Linked DNA regions of Mus musculus: all the other regions are linked to region 4. Evidence: chromatin loops called from intact Hi-C (ENCODE). Cell type or tissue: left cerebral cortex. All regions are shown on one strand. Links, peaks and the distances in the headings refer to the core of each region. The heading gives the core; the rest is flanking DNA.

Region 1 (5,504 bases), core at 328-5,327, 59 kb after region 4:
AAGGGGCTCTAGGCGATTTCAGAGTCGAGAGTCAGGGCTGGAATTTCGCAGGGCAAGCCCAGCGGTTGCAGCTGCAGCGGATCCGAGGCTCTCTGCCCGCGGCGCACCCGGGCAGCCCAGGGCCGGCAGCGGCTCCGCAAAGTCGCGGAGCAAGGGAGGCCGAGCGCCCGCAAAGTGGTGGGGCTCCGGGTTGGAAGAGGCGTGCCTGCGGAGCTTGGATCCCAGCGCCCTTTCGCCTCGAGTGCTGCGTCCGGTCGGTGGTGCAGCCGCCCGGGAAAGAGCAGTCAAATTGCAGCCTCCCTAAAGAAGCCTAGTTACGCAGGCGAGCCGGCTCCCCAAGCGTGCTTATAACAGTGCCGCAGAGCCCTCCCGGGCCAGCGGGCTAAGGCTGGGAGCGGGGCGCCGTCCCAGAGGCAGTGAACCCCCGGCAGTTGGTTGCTCCGCTATTGCTCGCGGGTGCAGAGAGGGGGCGTGCGAAGCTCCAACAGCCAGCTTGCTCAGAACCCGTGCCCGACCGGGGTGCCCCCTCCGTCCCACTCTGGGAGCAATGCCCCCCGCCCCTCGTGCCCCCCGGGAACGAGGCGAGCATGGAGAAGTCGAGTAGCGAGGATTCTTCGATCCACCGGAGTCCATCTTTGGACAGCAAGGACTCGGACTTTGCCAAGCCGTCCACCTCTGGCCGCCCGTTCGGCCGCGGCTTCACGGCTGGCGCCTTCTACGGCACCGCGGGTTCGCGGGGTCAGAGCCGCACGGAGGCCGGCATTAAGACTGACAAGTACAATGCACCCAAAGGCAGCAAGTACGTGGTGTTTTACCTGGACCTGTCCTTTGTGTTCCTCCTAGAATTTAAGAAGTGCAACATGGCCAGGGGCTGTCTCTGCTGCTTGAAGTACACGATGTTCCTCTTCAATTTGATATTCTGGGTAAGTCCTTACTGTTGAGTCTTCCGTTGCTCCTTCTCCTTGCTTTCCACCCTAGGAATATCTTCTACTTCCTCCTCGCTCTACCTTATCTGCCCAAAGGTAAGTGCTTTTAAAAATTGAAGGCACCCTCCCACTCCCTGCATCTTTCTGTTCCCTTTTCCCTCTTCTCCATGGCTGAATGGAGGCTTCAACTTGTCAGTCTTCCAGGAGAGACACGTTCTGCTCCCAGGAAGCTGGAAAGTTTGCCACTGCTTCCTTCTCCCAAAAAAAAGGCACACTGAAGTACCTGCACCAGGGAACCTGCATCATGGGTGTGGGTCAGACGGCACAGCTGTGCCCCTGGGTTGGTGGGGGGCCGTGAGGATGGTTTCTGAGTTTCTTCTATTGCTCCTGGAGGCAGGAGGCCAGTCTGTAGCATTGTGGGGGTGGGGTGGGGGTGTGGAGGTCACAGTCCCCTGCTCATTTACATGGTTCCCAGGAAGAGGAGGAAGCAGCCATACACGATGAGGGACAGGCTGCTGCTTTTGAGGGATTGCTGTGGGCTGGGCAGCCAGCACTTGGCCAGGCCACTCTTTCCCAGGCTCCAGGAGCCTCCAGGATGAGCAAAAAGGACAAAGGGAGATGATTTTTCTAGAGAAAGTGTCAATGGATGGGCTGGCTTGGGAATATCGTCTGTCTCATGTGTGACGCTGGTGACTGTGTGCACAAGTACTTACGAGTTACACAAACTGGATGAAAACTTAATTCATCTCTGCTTCTTTCGTCCTCACTACTGCCTGCCTCCGTCTTTCTTCACCAGAGCTCAGACTACTCAGCACAGATGTTTGGCTCATCCCCAGGCTCCGTCCTGCCACTGGCTGGAGGCCGTCAGCTGCCAAGCATGGTCCAGGAGGAGCCTGGGGGCAGGAGAAAGACATCTCAGCGAGGCTGCATGGCAGTAGTGTGCATCTCCTGTGGAGTGATCCACTTTTAAGAAAAACTTTGGGGGGGTGTATGTGGAGGGGGCCACTTTTCTGGAGAAGGGGAAGGAAGCTCTAGGCTTCGAAGGAAGAAGTGTGAGTCTCCTCTGCCTTCTGTTCTTTGTTAGAGTTTTGTGTGACCTTGAGTGACTCATGCGCCCCTTAAGATTGGGGCTTCTTCTCCATCCAGGCTGTTAGGATGGATGGTCTTCACGGCCCTTACTGCCTTAGCTCTGTGATAGCCTGGGGGTCAAGGAGGCACCTGAGTGCATGGTTTCTTCCCCTATGAGACGGGTCTGAGATGAAGTGGGTGTTTCCATACTCCCGGATGGGATAGTGGGGGTGGGGAGGGGGAGGGGCACTGTGATGATTAGGGTTACCTGTCACGTGGTTGGAGTTGTAGGAAAGCTGGGTCAGAGACTCTGATTCTCTGGTGACGAGAACCATTGGAATGTTAAGAATTACTCTGTCACCGTCTTGTAGCCAGTGCCTTATGCTCTCTCCATTCCTTTGCCAGGATCTGTATCTGCCAAGTACTTGTGTGCGTTTCCCTGGTGTCTCGGTCGACACCAGTGCTGTCATGTTTGCTGTCTGCTCCAACCTTCTCTTTCCTCTTTCATAGTTTCATTCTACCTTTTTGGTTTGCCCCACTGCACATATATTAATTATATGAAGACTCTGTGGGCGTAGATATTTAGAGCCTTTTGACCAGTGACTCGCCCAGCAGCCTGGGCTCCTGGCCATTCTCATCTCGCCGCCTGCTGGCTGAAGTTGGTATAACTGCTTGTGGTGCCTTCTGAATGATTCTAGCTTGGTTTGGGGCAGGGGACCTGTAATATGTTTATAATCAACCAAATGGAGTGAATCACAGTGTGGTGTTACTTGGTCAGGATCCCCAGGTCCCACGTAATGGGGAAGAGAAGTTAGATAGCAAAGCTGCTGATAATAAGGGCCTTCTAGCACCTCAAGCCCTGGTGTGAGGAGTGATTTTATCTTTTCTACAAACATGGCAGCACTTTGTTGACACACATGCCCTTTCCAGTGTGAGGTTAGAAGTTAAAGATCTTACTACCTGCTCCTAATTAGAACTCCCCTGGAAGAGAAGAGAGATGCACTATCCCACTCCCCGACACCCTAATTAATATTTTCAGAATTCTGATGACAAATCACAAACTAGGGCAAGTTGAGTTTCAAAGACACATTTCTTAAATGCCACTACCACATGAGATGCAGAAGTGAGGTGCGGATCTTAGGAAGGATGGGGAATCTAGCAGAAGAGGAATGGTTCCCCATGTACTTGCCAGTGCTTTCTGGGAATTGGAGGGATGTGGGGATGGTGAGTCCTCATGCTGGACTCAGGTGAGGACCTTCTCCAGGCAGGTGCTTCTCAGCTTGATGTAGGGTGGAGCAGGTGAAAATGCTGAAGGAGAGGAGACAGTGTGGTAGGGAGGATGTGCAAGGTTCCTAGGAGGACTTCCTGGGAGGACTCTGATGCTCTGTTGCACAGTGAGTGGGGAGCACAGGAGGAAATGAAGACAGTGGAGGGAGGGAGGGGTCAAACTCAGCCTACTGAGATCAGGAGTTAGGGCATGTAGCCATCACATTTTACTGTCGTGGTCCAGAGAGGCTTTTTCTGAGTCCTGGAGTTGAACTTGACTCTAGTCAGGATCCAGAGCCTGCTGGTCATCTCCCAGACACAGTACCACACCTCCTATATGATGGAGCCTCTGGGGGAGTCCTGGTTCAGTGTGGTTCTGGTGGGCTCACGCTGCAGCCCCCTTGGCTGCCTGCTTCACCACTGGGTGGAACTTTGAGTGCAGTGGCATTGGTGAGGGTCTGGTGACATCACTCTGGGCAGGACTGAGTGGAGCTGGGCTGTTCTTGCTCCTCCCTCTTACGAAGAAAGGGGCAGGTGCCTCTCGGGCTGCTGGGTGCCTGCCTGCTGGTGGGGGTCCAGGTCTGTTCCTGGCATGCTGGCTTCAGTCAGACAGTTCTAGCCTGGTAGGCAGCCCAGTGCACCAGAGGAGCTGGGGGCACCCAGGAGGGCAGCTTTTCTTGGGGCCTGACATAGATGGAGAGAATGAAGCGGGATCTGTGGCCATCCTTGTTTCACGGTCCCTTCCACCCCACCCCATCCCCACCCTGATTCTCAGGGCCACAGAGAATTTTGGCTTCTTAATGGTCAGGAATAGGAGGCTGTAGTCTACACAATTTTCAGCCCATGTACCTCTGGATCCTATCAGGAGTGCCTGGAAGAATATTCCAAGCAGAGATTAAGTGAATATCCTGGAGTGCTTTTGCTAAGGGGAAGGGGATGGTGGTGGTGGGGGTGCGGGTGGGGGTAGGGATACAAGATGCATCTCTTTGTGCCGGAGCCACATGACTTTTTCTCTGGCCAGCAAATCCTGATCTCAGCCCAGTTCCTCCCAATGTGAATCCAGTTGAATCCAGTTCTGTCTGAGATGGAGGGGGCTGGGGCAGACGGGTACCCTAACTGCCACTCTGGATACGTCGTTTCTCTTGCTTGCCAGCAGAGCTGTCCTATCACTTTAAGTCATGGCTGGCAGAGCAGGGATACCCTGGCTCCCTTGGAAGCCTATTCCTTGTGGATTGCTCCTTTTTAAAAAGGCCAATTAGTAGCAGAGGAGACAGTGTTGAGTGTGTCTGCTAGAGCAAGGGAAAGGAAGACATAGAGCTACCACAGGTTGAGTGCCAGGGGGCGTTTCCTGGTGAATCTTCCTGAATGTCAGGCTCCTCTTGTTTTCTGTCTTTGGGCGTAGGTGGCCAGGGCAGGCCTCTCCACTACCTTAGCCACACATGGTCCATATCAGCATGGCCACACCATAAGTGCCTTTGTGGGCTCTAGACTAAGATCTGTGTACGGTGAATTAAGGAAACCTATAGTGCTATAGCGAATCTGTGGGGTACCTTTTGGCTTGAGGGATTCTAGAAGGCAGTCAGGTTGGGCCTTGGCCTCAGCTCATCTCTCCATGCAGGAGATGCAGGCGAAGCAGGCAGCACGGGGTGGGGGACACGGTTAGGGATTTCCCATAGTGCTGGAAGTGAGGGATGGTTCCCCAGGAGGCTGCTTACAAGCAGATCTTTGGATATGGGGTGGGGTCAGGTCTGGCTGCTGAGGTCATCTTGCTGATGAAGCACCTGGCAGATACGCTGAGAGACCCTTGGAACCTGGCTGTGAAGGAATGCCAGCCCTGTGTTCATTTCCAAAGCATTAAAAATTAAACTTCCTGGTCTTAATATCTATTTTTAAATCATGTCAGAGCCAGCAATTGCTGTCAATCAGGAAGGCCCAAGGAGGAGGAGGAGGAGGAGGAGGGGAGAGTTAGAAAAATCCCCAGTTGAAATAGTAAGAGCTCTGGAAGCCCCAGTCCTACCCAGCCCAGCCAGGCCTGGCCCCAGCAAACCTAGCAAACACCAGCCGGCCTCTACCTCCGAGTAACACTCTGGCTGCTCTTACCTCCTGGGCTTGGCTGCCCTTGGCTGAACTTGGCAGCAGGCTTTCTATGGCTTAGTAGGGTATTGGGTCCCAGTTGGGTCCATTCACTCACTCCACAACTATTTGCTGAATGCCCGATCCATGCACAGGAGCCTCCAGTTGGTA
Region 2 (5,504 bases), core at 469-5,468, 54 kb before region 4:
CTGCCACGTGAGTGCTGGCAATCAAACCCAGGTCCTCTGGAAGAGCAGCCTGCTCTTAAGCACTGAGCTTCCTCTCTACTCCCACCACCATGATTTGAATTGACCAGTCTTTTTTTTTTTCCTAAATTAATTAATTAATTTTTATTAGATATTTTCTTTATATACATTTCAAATGCTATCCTGAAAGTTCCCTATACCCTCCCTCTGCCCTGCTCCCCTCCCCACCCACTCCTGCTTCTTGGCCCTGGCATTCCCCTGTACTGGGGCATATAAAGTTTGTAATACCAAGGGGACTCTCTTCCCAGTGATGGCCGACTAGGCCATCTTCTGCTACAAATGCAGCTAGAGATATGAGCTCTGGGGGTACTGGTTAGTTCATATTGTTTTTCTACATATAGGGTTGCAGACCCCATTCAGCTCCTTGGGTGCTTTCTCTAGCTTCTCCATTGGGGGTCCTGTGTTCCATCTTATAGATGACTGTGAGCATCCACTTCTGTATTTGCCAGGCACTGGCATAGCCTCATATGAGACAGCTATAACAGGGTCCCTTCAGCAAAATCTTGCTGGCATATGCAATAGTGTCTGGGTTTGGTGGATGATTATGGGATGGCTCCCCGGGTAGGGTAGTCTCTGGATAGTCCATCCTTTTGTCTTAGCTCCAAACTTTGTCTCTGTAACTCCTTTCATGGGTGTTTTGTTCCCAATCTAAAGAGGAACGAAGTATCCACCCATTGGTCTTCTCTCTTCTTGATTTTCTTGTGTTTTGCAAATTGTATCTTGGGTGTTCTATGTTTCTAGGCTAATATCCACTTATCTGTGAGTGCATATCTAATGACTTCTTTTGTGGTTGGGTTACCTCACTAAGGATGATATCCTCCAGATACATCCATTTGTCCAACAATTCCATAAATCCATTGTTTTTAATAGCTGAGTAGTACTCCATTGTGTAAATGTACCACATTTTCTGTATCCACTCCTCTGTTGAGGGACATCTTTGAGCAGTCTTTTTATACGTGCTCTCCAGGGTAGAATCTGAGGTGTGAGTTTTAAACTATGTCACTGCCCTCAATGAGCAGAGACTAACATTCTATAGTTGCTCAATGAGAAAACTGATGGTAAACATGGCTAATGTGTCCATCACTATTGTACTTATTGATTTCAAGCAACCATTAGGATTTCACAGTTGCTAGCCACATGCTCTGCTGGTGAGTGCCCGCATGCATGTCCTCCCCCTGTCCCCTCCCCTCACAGATAGTTACCATGTGCTTCTTCATGCTCTGCACCACAGGAGAGGAATGCCCACAGCATTGCTTCACCGGAAGGTCTCCTGCAGGGGAGCTCTGCTTTCCTTGACTTCTGGGATTCCTGTTGTGGTTTGAGGAATGCCTTTCTCTCTTTACACAGTCCATGCTGACCCAGACACAGAATCTGCTTTTCTTCAGGCAGGTCTAATCAAGACCTTATAAAACTCACCCTAAACCTGTCTCTACTTGAGAGGCACTCCTTCTGTGGGTGCGGGCCCATTTTTGGTCACATACATGCATATACATGCTGATAGAATTGCTGATCGTCGCATACATGTATATACATGCTGATAGGATTACTGGTAGTCATTATGCTCAATGATTAATCTTTTTCTGTGTTTTACATTCCCCACTCCCACAATACATCTGAGGCTAGGCAGGAGTTGGCACACCCCAATATGAAAAAGACACTAGTTGGAGGTGGAGTTGGCAGACTGAAGTTCAGTTCCTGTTTTTGTAAATAAAGTTTTATTGGGACACAGTCATGTTCATTTATTTTTGTACAGTTATGGTTTTTGTACAATTTGTTCTGCATGAGTGGGACAGAGAATGTATACCTACAGAGCCAGAAGTATTTACTCTCTGGGCCTTTATGTTTGCCAGTCTTTGATTCAGTGCATGTTTTATTTTGTTCTCTGTTCATTTGCTTTTGTTTGTGAGAGAGGGAGTTGCTATGCAGCTCCAACTGCCTGCTAATGAATGTTTTGCAATTGTTTTATCTATGATCAATGAAATGGGCACAGTTGCCAGATTCAGCGATTAAAGAGCAAAGTTATTTGTTTGTTTGTATTGGGGACTGAATCAAAGGCCTTGGTGCATGCGAAGCATGTGGTCTACTCAGAGCTACATTTCCCAGCCAACACCAGTAACACCTAAAACAAAGACTTGTTACTCCTCCTCCATCATCATCATCATCATCATCATCATCATCCTCTCCCCCCGCCCCACCCCCCAGGTCAGTGTGGTGTCTTTTCCTATTCTTTTCCATCTTCTTTGTTGAGTTAGGGTCTGGAGTTTGCCCCACTGTCTAGTGAGTCCCCACTATCCTCCTGTCAGAGCTCCTTACTGGGGGATTACCAACGGACGTATTACGTTCAGGTCCTCATACTTAGTAAAACATTTTATCAATTAAGTCACCTCCCCGGCCTCCTCGCTTAGTCTTTGTTGCCGTTTGAATGGCCTGAGAGGAATTCCCTGGCTTTCTGAGGCTCAATCTCCCTTTCTATAGAATGATGGGATGGTAGAGGTTGTTGTGGAGACAGTGGTGGCACACAAGCTCTTGGTAGATGTTAGCTGTCACAGTCTACAGGAAACTCAGTGTCCTTGCAGGACCAATTCTTCCCATGAGGTGGCACCATCCATCAGCCACTGTCCCTTGACTTGGGGCGGCTGGCTGCAAATGTACTTTTTGCTTATTATCATTTTTGATTTGGTATGGTAATTTTAAGGGGATAAACCAACTTTCTATCTTACGAAACTCTGGGAGACCCAGAAAAGCCAGAAATATCATTGGCATTCGGGGCTGGGAGGAGCTGTTCCGAGTATCGCCTGTGGTCATAGTTAAAGTGGCATATAATTTATTGTGCAAATTAGGGTATCCTGAGAGCAAAAGCAGAATTATTAAAAGCCATGCCAGGGCAAGAGCAGTGGATGTAATGTGCCCCCAGAACTTGGATGAACTTCCTGTATGTGTATCTAGCTCAATATACAGTTATCCTTCACTGTTTCTGAAACATAGTGGAATTCTTCAGAAGCCTGGTACCCATGGGTTTTGGAGTTCTTTCTCCAAAAGCTTCACTGTAAGGTTTATTTGCGTTTTCCCTTCAGTGGACACAATCACAGCATGCTTACCACACAGCTCATAGGTCACTTTGCTTCTTTGTGCTGAATAATTAATTCCTTTTCCTTCAGCGTTTCCAATAGCATTTTCCTGAAGCTATGAGCTCTACAGGCTCCCAGCTCTCTCTGTGCCTGGCTGTGTCAAAGTGAGTTGGGCTACCTGGCTTACGACTGAGGAGAGATATCTCAAGGTTCTCGTAATTCCAAGATGTCAGATCTGCTCATGTTCCTTTCAAGTGAGGTGTGTGTGTGTGTGTGTAGGGGTGGAATTAGCATTCACCCAATCCATTTTCATTATCTTAGACAATCCTCACATGTCCTAAACTTGGAGGGGTGCTATTGGTGTGAGGAGCCCATGGCCTAGAGCCCACGGCCTAGAAGAGGCAGGCAGGATCAGACACATGTGGCTCTGAATCTGGGAGTTTGCACCTTAGCAGGCTGCTTTGTCTGATTCCATCACCAGGCCTCTTCTCTGTACCCCCTCAACTGCAAAGTAGGCAGAGCTGATCCCTCGTAGTGCTGCCGGTGGGGGTCACCCTGGCAAGATTTCATCCCAGGGATTGGGTGTGAATGAGACTCTGAAGGAAGAGAGGAGACCATTTCTCTCTGTGGGAAATGAGAGTTCTAGGGGCTGGATTATGGGTTAAGTCTAACAGAAACAAGCAAGACCATGTGAGGTAACCCAGGAGAGAAGTGGAAACAGCCAGGTAGCTGGAGAATACAGGGGTGAGCCTTGCGATTTAAACACTTTATCTCAAGCTGGATTTGGTGGCCTGTGCTCACAGTCCCAGCCCCTCAGGAGGCCATTTGAGCAACATAGCCAGCGACTATCAAAGCAAAGCAAAGAAAGAAAAAGTTGTCTTCCACTGGGCATGGTGGGATGTCTTTAATCCTTGCACCTAGGAAGGAAGCAAAGGCAGAAAGAGCTCTGTGAATTGGAGGTCAGCATGGGTGATCCACTCAGTGAGGTCCTGGCTAGCCTGGTCTACATAGTGAGTTTCAGGCCAGCCAGAGCTACACGGTGAGATCTGTCTCAAAACATTCTTCTTCTGCTGAGATTTCAGTGCACTTATGAGAACAGAAAACTTTCTATGACAATACGAACAGAGAGGCGAGAGTTTTAGGGTCCACTTCAGAAACAAGTTTAGATGAGGTGTTTATATGAATCTATGCCTGCAGGAAGGTAGGCCAGAGATGAATCTCCTGCTTCCGCTCGGTCCCTCCCTCGAGTGTCCTTCGCTAACCCTTGGAGTCTCTAGCTCAAGTGGAGGTAGCCGCTCCTCCAACAGGGTATCTTAGGGCAGTTATCTAACTCACACCCGCGTGGTCAACATCTCAAATAGTCCTCCCGAAATACCAGGCAAGTATTTCTTAGGTGCGGGGTGAGGATGGTGAGGCCCGAAGACGGACACGAGCCGGAAAGCTGAGACCCTGGTTCGGCAGCCTTGGGGTAGCTTGTGTGAGTGCCCAGCCCACGAGTTCCACCTTTCAGGCCCTGCCCTCCCTCGGTCCAGCCCCAGGAGGGGGCGGGGCCGTCAGATAGTCGCAGGCGACTGGCGCAGTAGTGCCACCTTGGGAGAACAGGAGAACAGGGAATCGGGGTGCAGAGGGAGGTTCCTAGAACCCCGAGAGGAAAACAGCACCGTACTCCCTCCAGTGCTTACGCGGGACACATGGCCATTGTGGAGGGGGCTCCCCTGAGGCCTTCGCCTCTTTCAATCGTCTTTGCTTTGCCTCTGGCAGCCGGGTCCTCCCACAGCTCGGACGCCTGGTCCCCATTCTGTCCGCCCCTCCCACCCCGCCCCTTACTGGTCCCGCCCCCGTGCAGCCAGACCCCCGCCCCGCCGCCCGGTGAGGCCCCACCCCCTCCGCCTGCCGGCCCCGCCCCCCGTTTCCGCTGGCCGCCGCGGTGCGGGAGGGAGCGGAGCCGGGGCGCCACACCGAGTCCAAGCGCGGTGAGTGCGGCCCGGGCGGGCTGGCGACTCGGGGCTCCGGGGCGCGCGAAGTTGCTGGGGTTCAGCGCGGCGCAGGCGGGGCCCGGCCTCGATCGGATTCCTAGCAGGGTGGGAGTCTGGGGGCGCCCGGGGAGGCGGAACTCCCCGGGGTGGGGGAGGTAGGAGGGTGGGTCGAGGGAGGGGTGACAGAGGAGGGGCGGGAAGGGGCCGGGACGTGAGGGGCTTGTCACCGCGCCCCCCAGGCTCTTGGTGAGGGTCAGCGAGGTCTCAGGAATGTGGGGCTGCAGGGCTGTGGACCTCAGCCGCCTTATTCCCCAGCCCAGGGATGGGAGACCCTAGATGCCACAGGAAGGGAGATCCCCCCCGGAGCCGTCAGGGATCTCGTAGACCGGCTGGAGACGGTTCA
Region 3 (5,504 bases), core at 422-5,421, 120 kb after region 4:
AATGTGGATGTGCATGTGCCCCCGTTCCTGAGCTCGCCCACCCACTCAACCCCCTACCCACCCACCTACCCACCAGTCGCTGAAGAAACATTCAGTGTTCCAAGTATTTTCTGGGTCCGGTGGTGGAAGGACAATGGAAGAGCACGAGTCTGATCCTCAAAAGGAGCTGTTTTTTTTTTTTTTTTTTTTTTTTTTTACGACAGAAGCCTTGGGAGGGGGCTAGCATGAACTCATGACCACGCCCTGGATCAGTCCACTCTGGGAGGGCCCATCTTTCCCCTTGTGAAGGGCTGGGTGGGTGGAGGTGATATGGAGTCTGACTAGATGGGGATAGAGTACCCAGACATGGGTGAATTTGGAGCAGCCGTGGCCCTGGAGAAATGGGTGCCTGTGTGGATGTCCTACCTGGGGGCAGAAATATGCGTTAACTTGACCAGTCAGTCAGTATAGCCAACCTGAAGATGAGATGTGGGCGGTTAGTATGTGGCTAGCAGTGAGGGGAGTTTGGTTGCAGGGCTAGCTTGGCCTGTCCACATTACTTTGGGGGCCTCCGTTTACCTGCTAGGCATGTGCTGGGTAAGTTCCTTGGAGACGAAGAAGCCTGAGACAGGCTGATAGACTCGTGTCGTCTAGGGAGCCTGCACCTTTCCTTTTGCAGGCCTAGGACAAGGTCCAGATGGCTGCAGTGCATGGACAAGGCTGGGGTGCCATTCTCGACCACGAAGACGTATCGTGAACAGGGCAGACCAACGTCCCAGCCTTGATGGGCTGGGTGCAGACATTAGGTTAGGGGTTTGTCTTATCAAGTTCGCATGTCGGTTTCTAAATGAAACTTTTGAAAGGCCCTTGGTTGAGTGAGCTAACAGAGGAAGCTTCTAGCTTAGGAGCCACCTTAGCTTGCCCTTGCTTAGAGACAGGTTCCAACCAGGACTGGACAACGTGAAGGAACTGAAGACCCCACTTGGTTGGTGCTTATACTGGCTGAATCCTGATACTCCTGAGTCACTCTGCCTCACCCCAGATTCTCCAGTCTCCGGTTCTATGGTCATCTCGGCTGAGACAACCCTCTGGTTTTAGAAGGGAATTTTCTCGAATGCCACCTACTAAGCTCTCTGGCATCCAGCTTTGGCTGAGCTGCCATGGCCTTATGCTTCCTGAATGGTCCCCACCATGGGAATAGGGGTGGTTCCTGCCCTCCTCCTGCCTCACCCTGGCCCCGGTATTCAGAATTTAGAGCTGGTTTCCTGTCTTCATGTCCCAACTGCCCAGGGCAGGCCTTGTTCCTCAACCCCACAGTAAACCTGTGTCAGAGGTCACCTCCTCTCTCTTGCCCACAGCCGTCTACTAGATGTGAGCTCTGGCCAGACCTAGCCTGAAGTCTCCCAGAGAGGCTGTGCCATCTTACCATCCTTTTCAGGGGCACCAGGGAGAATGGGAGTGCTCTCCCTAGCAGCAGTGTTCTTAAGGAATTAAGGGGCACCTGGCCTGCAGGGGGGCTCAAGACAGGGTTTTCAGCCTCTTTGGTATCAGGAGCTAAATAGTTCTCTGTGGTAATTTATTTTGAGCACTGTAGCTTGTTCAACAGTGTCCCTTGGCCTCTGTGTTCTACATGCCAAAAGCATTTTCCCTCTGCTCTCCCACTTCAGTTGTGACAATGGAGGTGTCTCCAGGTGTCCCCAGCAAGCAGGAACTCTCCTCTCTGAGATCCACGGGTCTAGGGGGCAGAGGCAGCATTCCTGAAGCTTGGCTTGGCCTGGGTTAGAAGTGAACAGATCAGAGGTCCAATCCAAACCACAGTTTAAAGAGGATCTGGCCTCGGGGAACTACACAAGACCTACGTGAGGACGGAGACCTTTTGAAAAAGGGCTCCAGCAGCTTTCTATAGGGTAAACTGAAAAGCAGGTCCAGGAGAGACAGACAGGTCTAGTGTGGCTGGGGGCAGGATGTCTGGGTGTCTATTACTGGCAGGCAGGTCTCCTAGGGAGTAGCAGACAGAGAAGGAGTAGCACCTGAAGCTACAGAGTGGGCTTTCATCCCAGCCTGGCAGTGTCTTTCAGGTCTCCCTAGGAAACCGAAGTCCCACTCTTTGTTTTCTTCTTGCCTGGAGCCTCAGGTGGGGCTGGGTCACGCAGTAGAACGTTTATGTCAACAGGAGACCTCCGCTCCCCAACCCCAAGGACATGGGTCACATTATGCATGCCTGTGGCACAGCAGGTTGCCCGAGAGAGCTAAAGGGGGCCCAGTGGGGATGGGAATGGATCTGGGGGCTTTGGAAGGAGACTGTCCAGGAGTCTGGCTCCCCTTCTTATGCTGGGACTGCCTGGATCTCAGCCCTCAGTACCTCAGGTGGGAAGTAAGATGAGACCTGAGTGTGGGGATTCAGGCTCCAAAGCCAATGCCTGCAAAGCCTAAAGACCGTGTTGAATGTCATGGGGTGTGAAGTCAGAGAACCAATTGGGAGAAACATGGCCCTGGGCGGGGGGGGGGGGGGGGGGCTCTGAACTGCTGAAGTTTCCCATGGACATTCTCAGGGTCACCACAGGAGCTCCCCAAGAATAGAGGGGACCCAGCAGACCTGTTTCTGATGAGCGGGATGGAGAAGACTCTGCCCTATAGGTGCCCTGGAGGCCAGCATCAGCAGCAGGATGGTGGGGCATCTTACAGCCCCAGGAGTCCCCAGGCCAGGCTCCTCCATCCCAAACGAATACCTGCCCTGGAGGGTATTCAGTTACTCATTCTAGGGTCCGATTTATAGAGCCATAAATCTTTGGTTCAAAATCATGAAATTTCCAGGGTATGATTAATGAAAGAAAAATTGAGACGGCAGCTCAGATTGAAGAAAGACTGGGTGACAGGCTGGATGCAAGTTTAGGGCATCACGGGCCAACCCAACACTCTTCTGAACCAGACTGGAGCGCCACCTAGTGGTCACAGAAGGCATTCACGCACGCCCATTCCTGCTGCAAGGTTTTGAGGTGATAGTGTCTCCCTCTGATCCTCAACATGGTCTCATTGAGGTCACTCTGGTGCAGAAGCCATTATGTGCTTCTGGTCCCCGTCAGCTCTTCAAAAAGCTCTATGTCTTAGAAATAGTGTGTGTGTGTGTGTGTGTTTGTGTGTGTGTGTAGTCTGGGCCATTCTGTTTTCCCATTTATCAGGATTCTCTTCAGTCCTCAAACCCAGCTCACTCTGAACACTGCCTGTGTCCCATGGGAACCATGTCTCATCGCTCCTGCATACTCACCTGATGTGTGGCCACCAGCTCTTCCCTAGTCACCGCAGGAGTCCCTGCTTGTGCTCTGTGCTCACTGCCTCTTGTCCTCAGTGGCCTCTTTGGGGAATAGCAGCTGTGATGCCTGTCAGAAGCATCTGTTATCTCGTGTCACATTCAGCCCTGAGGCAGAACACCCACGTCTTCCTACTACCTTCAAGGTCCTGTTCTATCTGTCCCCTGGCTGCGATCCCTCTTTTATCTTCTGTCTACCACATCCCACTGCGGTCATTCTGTGGCTGTCACATAGCGGCTTGTCCCTCCTTGGTGGACAGGCATGGTCCTAACTTGAGGCCTCTTAACTTGATGTATCCTTTTCGGAAGCATTCTTGCTTCTTTATATGGACACTCGATCATTTCATTTATCTGTGCCTGTATTGGTCATATGTGTGTGAGATCATGAGAATCTCCTTTCTGTCTAGGCAGGACTTTGGCCAGGGCTGGTCACTGCTTCCTCCTGGCCCTGGCATTTGATGGCCGTGTGCCTGGTTAGAGTCTGTAGGCTGTATGAGCGAAGGAAATGCAGATCCTAGAAGCCGATGCCCCTTCCCCTCACCCTGGGGGTTAATGAGTGTAGAATTCCCTGCAGTGCATGTTTCTTCCCTGCTCCCATGCTGTCCTCATTATACATAGCTCTGGCTGTCCTGGAACTCACTCTGTAGACTGGCTGGTCTTGAACTCACCAAGATCCTCCTACTTCTGCCTCCCAAGTGCTGGGATTAAAGACGTGAACCACCACTGCCAAAGTAGGATTTATTAGAGTCGTTTACAGACTGTGGTCCAACAATTACAACAATAGCCATCTCCTCTAAGAATCCAGTAGTTGTTCAGTCCACGAGTCTGGCTGTCTCAGCTGATTTTTCGTATATACCAGAATCCAGAAGAAACAAGCTCTAATGGCAGTGAAGGCATGCCTGCAATAGCGAGGGCAAGCAAGCAAAGAGCAAGCACTTACTTCTTCTATGTCCTTATATAGCTATGTAGCTGCCACCAGAAGGTGTGGCCCAGATCTAAGGTGGATCTTTTCACCTCAAAAGATCTAGATTCAGGGCGGGTCTTCCCACTTCAAATAATTCAGTAAAGAAAAATCCCTCACAGGTATACCCAGCCTCTTGAGTTTGAGTTAATTTTTGATGTGGTCACATTGACAGCCAAGAAGAAGAGCCATCATATTACTCCATGGAGAGGGATCTGCACCCTGGAGTGTGTGAGGTCACAAAGCCAGGGCAGGCAGAGCAGAGGAGAAGCCCACACCTGTGACTCTCGAGTCCTTACTTTTTCACTCTGTATGGAAAATTCTTCCACTTCAGGCCTCCCTCATGTCCACCTATCCTTTGGTGATTGCTCCCTCCAACTGGTGACTCTGACCAGGATAGTGATGGCCTCTTCTAAACTCTTGCAACCATTATTTGGAGCCATTGCATCCTGGTAGATGCTGCGTTTTTATTGCCCCCGTTCAGCTGGAATGGAGGCCCCTGGAAGGCAGGTCTCTAATGTGGCTGTAGCTTTTCTGGCACAGAACACTGTGTGTTGTCGGTACTCAATACATATTGGCTGACTGATGGATTGGCTCCACAGACTCAGCACGCTCCCAAGGAGCTGGGGTGGGAGTGGGGAGAGCAGAGAGTGTCAGCTCAATGGAGCATCAAACCGTGCGGGCGGGGAGGTTTGCAGCTGTGAGTGGGGTGTTCTCCTAGCCAGTGCTGCTGGCTTTAGTTATAGCTCAGGGGGCGCTGGTGGAGAGGGTCAGTTTACAGGCCCACTCGTTCTATGGATGGTGAGGTGTGTTAATTCTTATTGCTTTGATGAAATACCTGACAAAGGCAACTTCCAGAGAGTTTTTGTTTTTGTTTTTGGGGATTTTTGTGGTTCACAGTTTGAGGGGACAGCCCATGGGGCTGGAGAAGGTATGGCAGCAGGAGCTTGGAGAGAGCTGTTTACATTCTACCTTAGGGAACACAGAGACGCTCGCTCTCCACTCCTTTCTCAGCGTATTAACCCAAGGGATGGCGTTGCCCCCATTTAGGCTGGGTCTTCCTGACCCAATAAGGGCTTTCTGGAAACAGCTGCATAGATACACACAGAGGTGTGTTTCTATGGTGGCACCCACCAAGATGCCAATGAAGATGCCACCAACACAGGAGGACAGTGTGGCCTCCTATGTCCTGCCCCTTAGCCAGTCCATGAGCACCTTTTATCCCTTTACCCATGGACTTGCTTTCCAGACTTCAGA
Region 4 (5,504 bases), core at 90-5,089:
GCCTTTCACTATGGCCGATTCTATTTCCCTGATGATTAATGACTCGGAGCGGTCTCCTGTGGTTTTAGTATTCTCCTTTTCTCTTGACCCAGTTCCGTGTCGCTTCCCAGTCCACGCACACCTCTCCAGACTAGCTCCCAGCCCCTGGGCGGGTCTCCAGCGAGCCTGGGCCGGCAGCCCAAGTTGGGTATCCCACTTTTGGCCACTGGGAATGCTTCTTTGACCCTTCTGGCCCCTTTGTTGGGTTCTTCTGACTGGGGGCTGGTCCTCTACTGCCCCCTCAGCCACTCTTCAGGGTCTTCTTCATCCCACTGGCTGTAGGCTCTTAGCCTTGTCCCGTTTGGCGGTTACTCCTTCCACACAGGTTCTCATGAGGACCCTGGATGCTGGCACAGGGCAGTGATAGATCCACTAGGTAATTACTAGCTCCAGCCTGAATGCCCCTGTCCCCCTGTAGGATTGTCCTGAGAGGCCCAGGCAGAGCCACATGTGCTTCCAGAGCCAGCAGCTGTTTCCTCTGAGTTTCCTAAACCACCTCACTATCCCCTCACCCCTTCCTGTCACTCTGTGTACATGGTGGGTCCCCCCGCCCCAGTCCACAGGTTTATGGTTTCAGGCCTATTTTTGACCATAGAATCAAAGCTGACCCCCTCCCCATGGAGGAATTCTTGGCAGGAGTACGCAGATGGAAGAGGTATTTTGGGGCTCTGAGGGTTTATTCCGAAGCCCCTTCACCATCTGCCGATGACAGAGACTCTACCCACCATGCTCTCTTCCTCTGAGGCCTGTCCCCACCCCCCTTCTTCAGACCTAGCTGCCTCAACAGGCCCCTTCCACCAGGGTAGGGTTGAGGCAGTGACACCCGGTACTCAATTTACTTAAAAAGCCACGTGGCTGTTACAGGAAAAATTCCCTGCTGTGAAAGATTTGCTAGCACCCGGGCCAGATTGGAGAGCCTCCATTCCCCGTGTAGTCTCCAATCATAGCGCCCTTCTGTGGGAGGTCACACGGGAAACTTGGTATGGATTGGGGATCTTCATCTCTCATCTCAGTGCCAAAAAGGCCACTTGAGAGTATGTGGTTGGGGGGTAGCTTCGTGAGAATAACTTGCTGGAGAGGAGGGGAGAGGAGAGGAGGCAGAACTGAAGGCTACCTGCTGAGTATCTATCATGATAGAAGAGTGCCACTGGCCAGCCACCCTGGTCAGTTCACTGGCTCTGCAGTATAGAACTGTCCTGGGTTGTAGTTTCCTCAGCTACCAATGGCATTAACTCTGCCATTGTGAGAGGTGATCCTTGGAGCTACTCCCAAAAGGTGTCACATGAGGTTGGCCACCCTGACCTTGTTGGAGGTCAAGCTCCAGGCAAGTGCTTTCCTTTTTGTGCGAGCCAGTATTGACCTTGAGTCTCCATCCCCCATGCTGTGGCTAACCCAGAGCTAAACAAGTCACAGTGTTAAAAATAGCCTCACCCTCACTTACATGTCCAGCGTGCTGCTTCTGCGGCGTGGATGGGTGATAGACCGACACTGTCTTCCCAGTTACCAAGTTACCAGTTACTGACATCTTAGTGTAGGTTAATCTTGTAGATATTTTGGCCTCAGAAGGACCCATGTAATGATCCTTTGTTGTACCAATGGGGGCATGTTAAGGTTTTCGGGAGGAAGGAACTTACCAGGCATTTGACAGACATCAGGGGTGAACCGAAGCATGCGCTCAGATCACACTATGTCTGTCTTGCCTCTTGGATGGGCAATACAGCCCAGGGTTCCGGAGGGCCCACTGTTTCTCTCAGGATAGCTGCTTTAGAGTTGACAGTCGCTCAGGTTTCAAGGCCCACAAGCAAACTGGAAGCTAGATGGCCTTCTATAAGACAAGAAGGAAGGAGGCCTTGGGACAGTAGCAGCTAGAGCTCTTTTGAGTCCTCAGTCTTCCAAGGTTGGAAGTAGGGTCTCTGAGGTGTAGGCCGAACTATGAGGCCAGCTGCCTAACAGGAGGGCGACCGCTAGTGAACACGAAGAAGTAGAGAAGATGGATGGGTGAGCCAGTGACTGGTGCCCAGGGCGGAAGGATGAGGGAGGTGGTGTGTGACATGGAAGAGACAGTGATGCTGGCACAGATGGGGGAAGGAGGGGCTGCATGAAGACAAGTGCGCAGCCTGGGGGCCCCTGGCTGTGGCAAGTGACAGGAAGAACAGCTGAAAGGAACCAGAGGAGGAGAGGAGGAAAGGCCACCCAGGACAGTAGGCATGGTCAGGACTGACATCATGCTTTGCTGCCTGCCGATTCAGGCCAATCGCCATTCCAGCCTTTCTGCCCTTTCTCCTAAGCCCTTGGATGGACATCTGGCAGGTCTTCTGTTTTGTGAGGGTGTTGCACTTTTTTTTTTATCTGGCACTCACGACTCCTGTGTGGGTTCTACTTGTGGTCACCTAGTCTCAGTCTGGACTTGTTGGGGAGGGGGATATAGCCCCTGAGACTTCTTGGTGGCCTTGTTGTGGTGCCTGCTCTTCCATGTGCTGGCCACTAGATGGCAGCAGGAAACCTGTTGGTTTTTTCCAGCAGGTTGTTTTACTCAGTCTAGCTTTCCTGGCCATGTGGCCCTCTGCCTCAGTCTCAAATCACATTTGTCACAGGTTCTTAGATGGTTCTGAGGCAAGGCTGAGTGAGATGAAGCCGCATCAGTCTACTTTTGAGAAGTGGCTGTCTCAGGACACTGTCACAGGCTTGGAGGTGGCCTTTCAGCACCCTACCTGTGGCCAAACACCCTTTGTAGGGTGTTCCTGCTGTAGACTACACTCTAGCTGTGCGTTGCAGGGCTGTGTGGGGCCCAGAAGCAGAGAACTGGGCTCTGAGGAAACTGAGACTGCCCACCTCCACCTCAGCTTGGCAGCCTGTGTGGTTGGTGCCAGACATGGAGGGAGGGGTCATGCCTAGGGCAGGACTAGCCTGGGAAGAGCAGTGCTGTAAGATCAAGGACAGAGCTTTCCTGCAGCAGGGACATACAGCACTAGCAAACTCCCTGGAAGCTCAGCTTGAGTCCAGAAGTGGGCGGAGTCTGCCGATTTCATGGCCCATCTACTCCCAGCAACCCCTGGGTGTAGTCCCCCATCCCACAGCTGGTCATAGCCACGTGTAGCCTTAGATCTCTGCAGGGTAGTCCCACAGGATGCCAAGCCACACCCCATTTCAGGTTCAGTCTTCAGTGCTCTGAGTGTTGTTTCTGGGTCTGCAGTTTTTGTCTGGCGTCAGGGCTCATATGTCTTTCCTACAGTTTTGTGTCAAGGACTGGGCTGTCCTCTTGAGACCCATGGCGTGAACTGGAGTCTCAGAGAGGTCAAGGGTATTTTCAACGTTTCCAAGATAAAACGCTGAACTGGCCATTGATCCGGAGGCTGGGACATTTTTTATTCTTCCTGTAATGATCAGCTTTGCACGTGGCGGGGTTAGTGGGTGAAAGAGAAATTCTCCCAGGATGCCAGAAATGGGGACACGATCTGTCACCACCCCCACCTACTACCTCTAAGTACCCTATTAGTCTGTACCCCAAACATAGCCAGGGATGGGACCCTAGTTGTTCTATGGAGATACCAGGTGGCCCCAGCTGCCAGAGCCTTCCGCTGGTTAGTGATGCTATGTAGGCATCTGGTAGGGGATGAGAGTGTTTGGTGGTGTGCCTTGCACTTCTAACTGGCCTATCGAGCTAGTGTTGCTGCCCAGACCCTACCCATGGTAGTTGCTCTCTCTGGGACCCCATTCTAGGTGGCCTCCCCGTGTGGAAGCACTGTCCACGATGGGGGCAATGGTGGCATGACTTCATGTCAGTGCCCTCTGCTGGGTATTTTTGAGGTTCCAGGCTGGGGTGGGGGTCCTAGGTCCTTGTGTAGGCGTGCCTACTTTATCAGCGGTCCTCCATCTGTGTGACAGGCTCAGTAAGGAGGTCCTTGTACAGTCCTTTTCCCTACCAGTATACACCTTCGAATCCCAGGTTATGTCCTGACCTCCTGATGTCCTGGCTCCCAGCCCCTTCTTTTTGCTTCTCGGCTCTGCCTGCAGCCGGCTTTGTCACAGACACCTTCCACTGCCCTCCACAGGCTTTGTGCTGGTGTCTGTGTCCACCCAGGGCCTACCTGCATGTGGGGCTCAGCGGAGTACCGCCATGTGCTCCCATTTCAAAGGCTTCTGCTTCCCTCCCTCCCAGCCAGCCAGCCAGCCAGCTTGGCTGCGTTAGGCCTCCTTCCAAGCCTCCAACATCCTGCTTGGCTTGTGTCCCCCCAACTCCAGCTGCAGCTTCCCTGTTGTGCTTCTGGCAGAAGGCGTGCTGGTGTGTGTGTGTGTGTGTGTGTGTGTGTGTGTAGGGGGGGGGGTTCCTTCCCCTTGGCTTCTTTTCTCCCTATTACATCAGCTTACAGCCAAATACCCCTGGGGTCTGGTAAGGGAGGGTTTTTCATTAATTTTTTTTCCAATGGAAATAATTCCACTACTTGTCAGAGGGAGTTTTGCATGCATTTCCTTAGTGGGGTTGGCTTCCTACCCCCTTTTTTTCCCAGCCTCATAGATGTTCTTGAAGTGGGCAGCTTTCTTCCCTTAGCTGAGCTGGGCTGTGCTGGGCTGGTGAGGAGGGGAGTTTGGGTCTCTGAGCCCAACTTTAGGTATCTGGGTCCTGACTGTACTGCTCACTGGCTGTGTGACTTTCAGGATAGCGCTTGACCTCTCCAGGCCTCTCGGTCCTTCGTTTATCCTGTGTTGGTGGTGAAGGGTAGTTCTTGCTGGTTCTCTGGCTTCTGGCTTTGGTATTGTGATTGTATCGGATTGGCTCTTGTTCCAGGGTCTAGTGCTGCAAGAGGCCCCGGAGATCCACACCCTCTGTGCTCAGGAGGCGATGGAGCCTAGGGCTTGGCTAAGAGTGAGCAGGTCTCTAGCTGGTTCTTCCTGACCACGTCCGGGATCCCTGAGTGGGAAGAAGCCCTCTACCTCTGTTGTAGCCAGCAGACCTCCTCCTGGCCTCTCCCCTCTGTTCCTTCTTCTCTTTGCCTCCCTTTCTCCTACCCTGCTCCCCATGTCTCACCCTGGCTGATGGCTCTGAGTCACCAGCACCATAGGTGGGTAGGTCCTGGCCACTGCCCTGTCCTGCTCTTCTCTACTCTCACTGGACTCTCAGCTCAGCACCAAGTCTGGCTGCTGCTGACCTGAGAGGGGAGCCCCTCTAGGCCCTTAGGCCCAGAGTTAAGCCCACCCCCTCCTGCCCAGGGCCCACATCTGGCCAAGGGCTCAGTTTTCCCAGCTGTAAATTGCCTCCTGCTGCCCCCTTGGTATCTTCTCAGGTTTCAGCTTCATGGTCCTTGTTCTTTGTGTGGGGGTGGGGAGTGTCTAGGGAAGGAAGAAGGTTCAGCATGCTGTTCTCTCTGCATGTGTGAGGTTGAGGAGAGAAGCCTTGGCTCAGGTGTTGGGTGAGCTGGCATTTTTTTTTTTTTTTTTAAATCAGGTAGCAGAGCAGCAGCCTGTTT

What was found. A loop is a pair of places that touch in the nucleus more often than their neighbours do. Peaks named below come from ENCODE experiments on the same cell type or tissue, not always from the same donor. Only the 100,000 strongest peaks of a DNase experiment are listed, where the experiment ranks them.
Region 1: a loop joins it to region 4, with 6 times the contacts of the local background. A loop is called at or near these places in 17 of 42 quality-filtered maps.
Region 2: a loop joins it to region 4, with 7 times the contacts of the local background. A loop is called at or near these places in 16 of 42 quality-filtered maps.
Region 3: a loop joins it to region 4, with 8 times the contacts of the local background. A loop is called at or near these places in 24 of 42 quality-filtered maps.

The regions. Positions count from the first base shown.
Region 1 is chr6:128,029,585-128,035,088 of GRCm38, reverse strand. It overlaps Tspan9 (tetraspanin 9), which reads left to right and starts at 27. Exons shown (of 7, transcript NM_001379136.1): 1 at 27-923. The coding sequence starts at 588. In left cerebral cortex, for the core only: CTCF peaks have their summits at 458 and 2,649; DNase peaks (open chromatin) are centred at 330, 1,049, 1,699 and 2,543; H3K4me3 peaks cover 1,570 bases; H3K27ac peaks cover 823 bases.
Region 2 is chr6:128,143,108-128,148,611 of GRCm38, reverse strand. It overlaps a transcript of Tspan9 not described here. Among named protein-coding and RNA genes, the nearest start is that of 9330102E08Rik, 38 kb to the left of the region's middle. In left cerebral cortex, for the core only: CTCF peaks have their summits at 2,651 and 4,667 (motif pointing right); DNase peaks (open chromatin) are centred at 2,649, 4,772 and 5,030; H3K4me3 peaks cover 1,146 bases; H3K27ac peaks cover 790 bases.
Region 3 is chr6:127,967,732-127,973,235 of GRCm38, reverse strand. All of the region lies in intron 1 of Tspan9 (tetraspanin 9), which reads left to right. Among named protein-coding and RNA genes, the nearest start is that of Gm15870, 26 kb to the right of the region's middle. In left cerebral cortex, for the core only: a CTCF peak has its summit at 2,932 (motif pointing left); a DNase peak (open chromatin) is centred at 2,918.
Region 4 is chr6:128,088,709-128,094,212 of GRCm38, reverse strand. It overlaps a transcript of Tspan9 not described here. Among named protein-coding and RNA genes, the nearest start is that of Gm52879, 10 kb to the left of the region's middle. In left cerebral cortex, for the core only: CTCF peaks have their summits at 2,302 and 2,507 (motif pointing right); DNase peaks (open chromatin) are centred at 2,564 and 4,240; H3K27ac peaks cover 760 bases.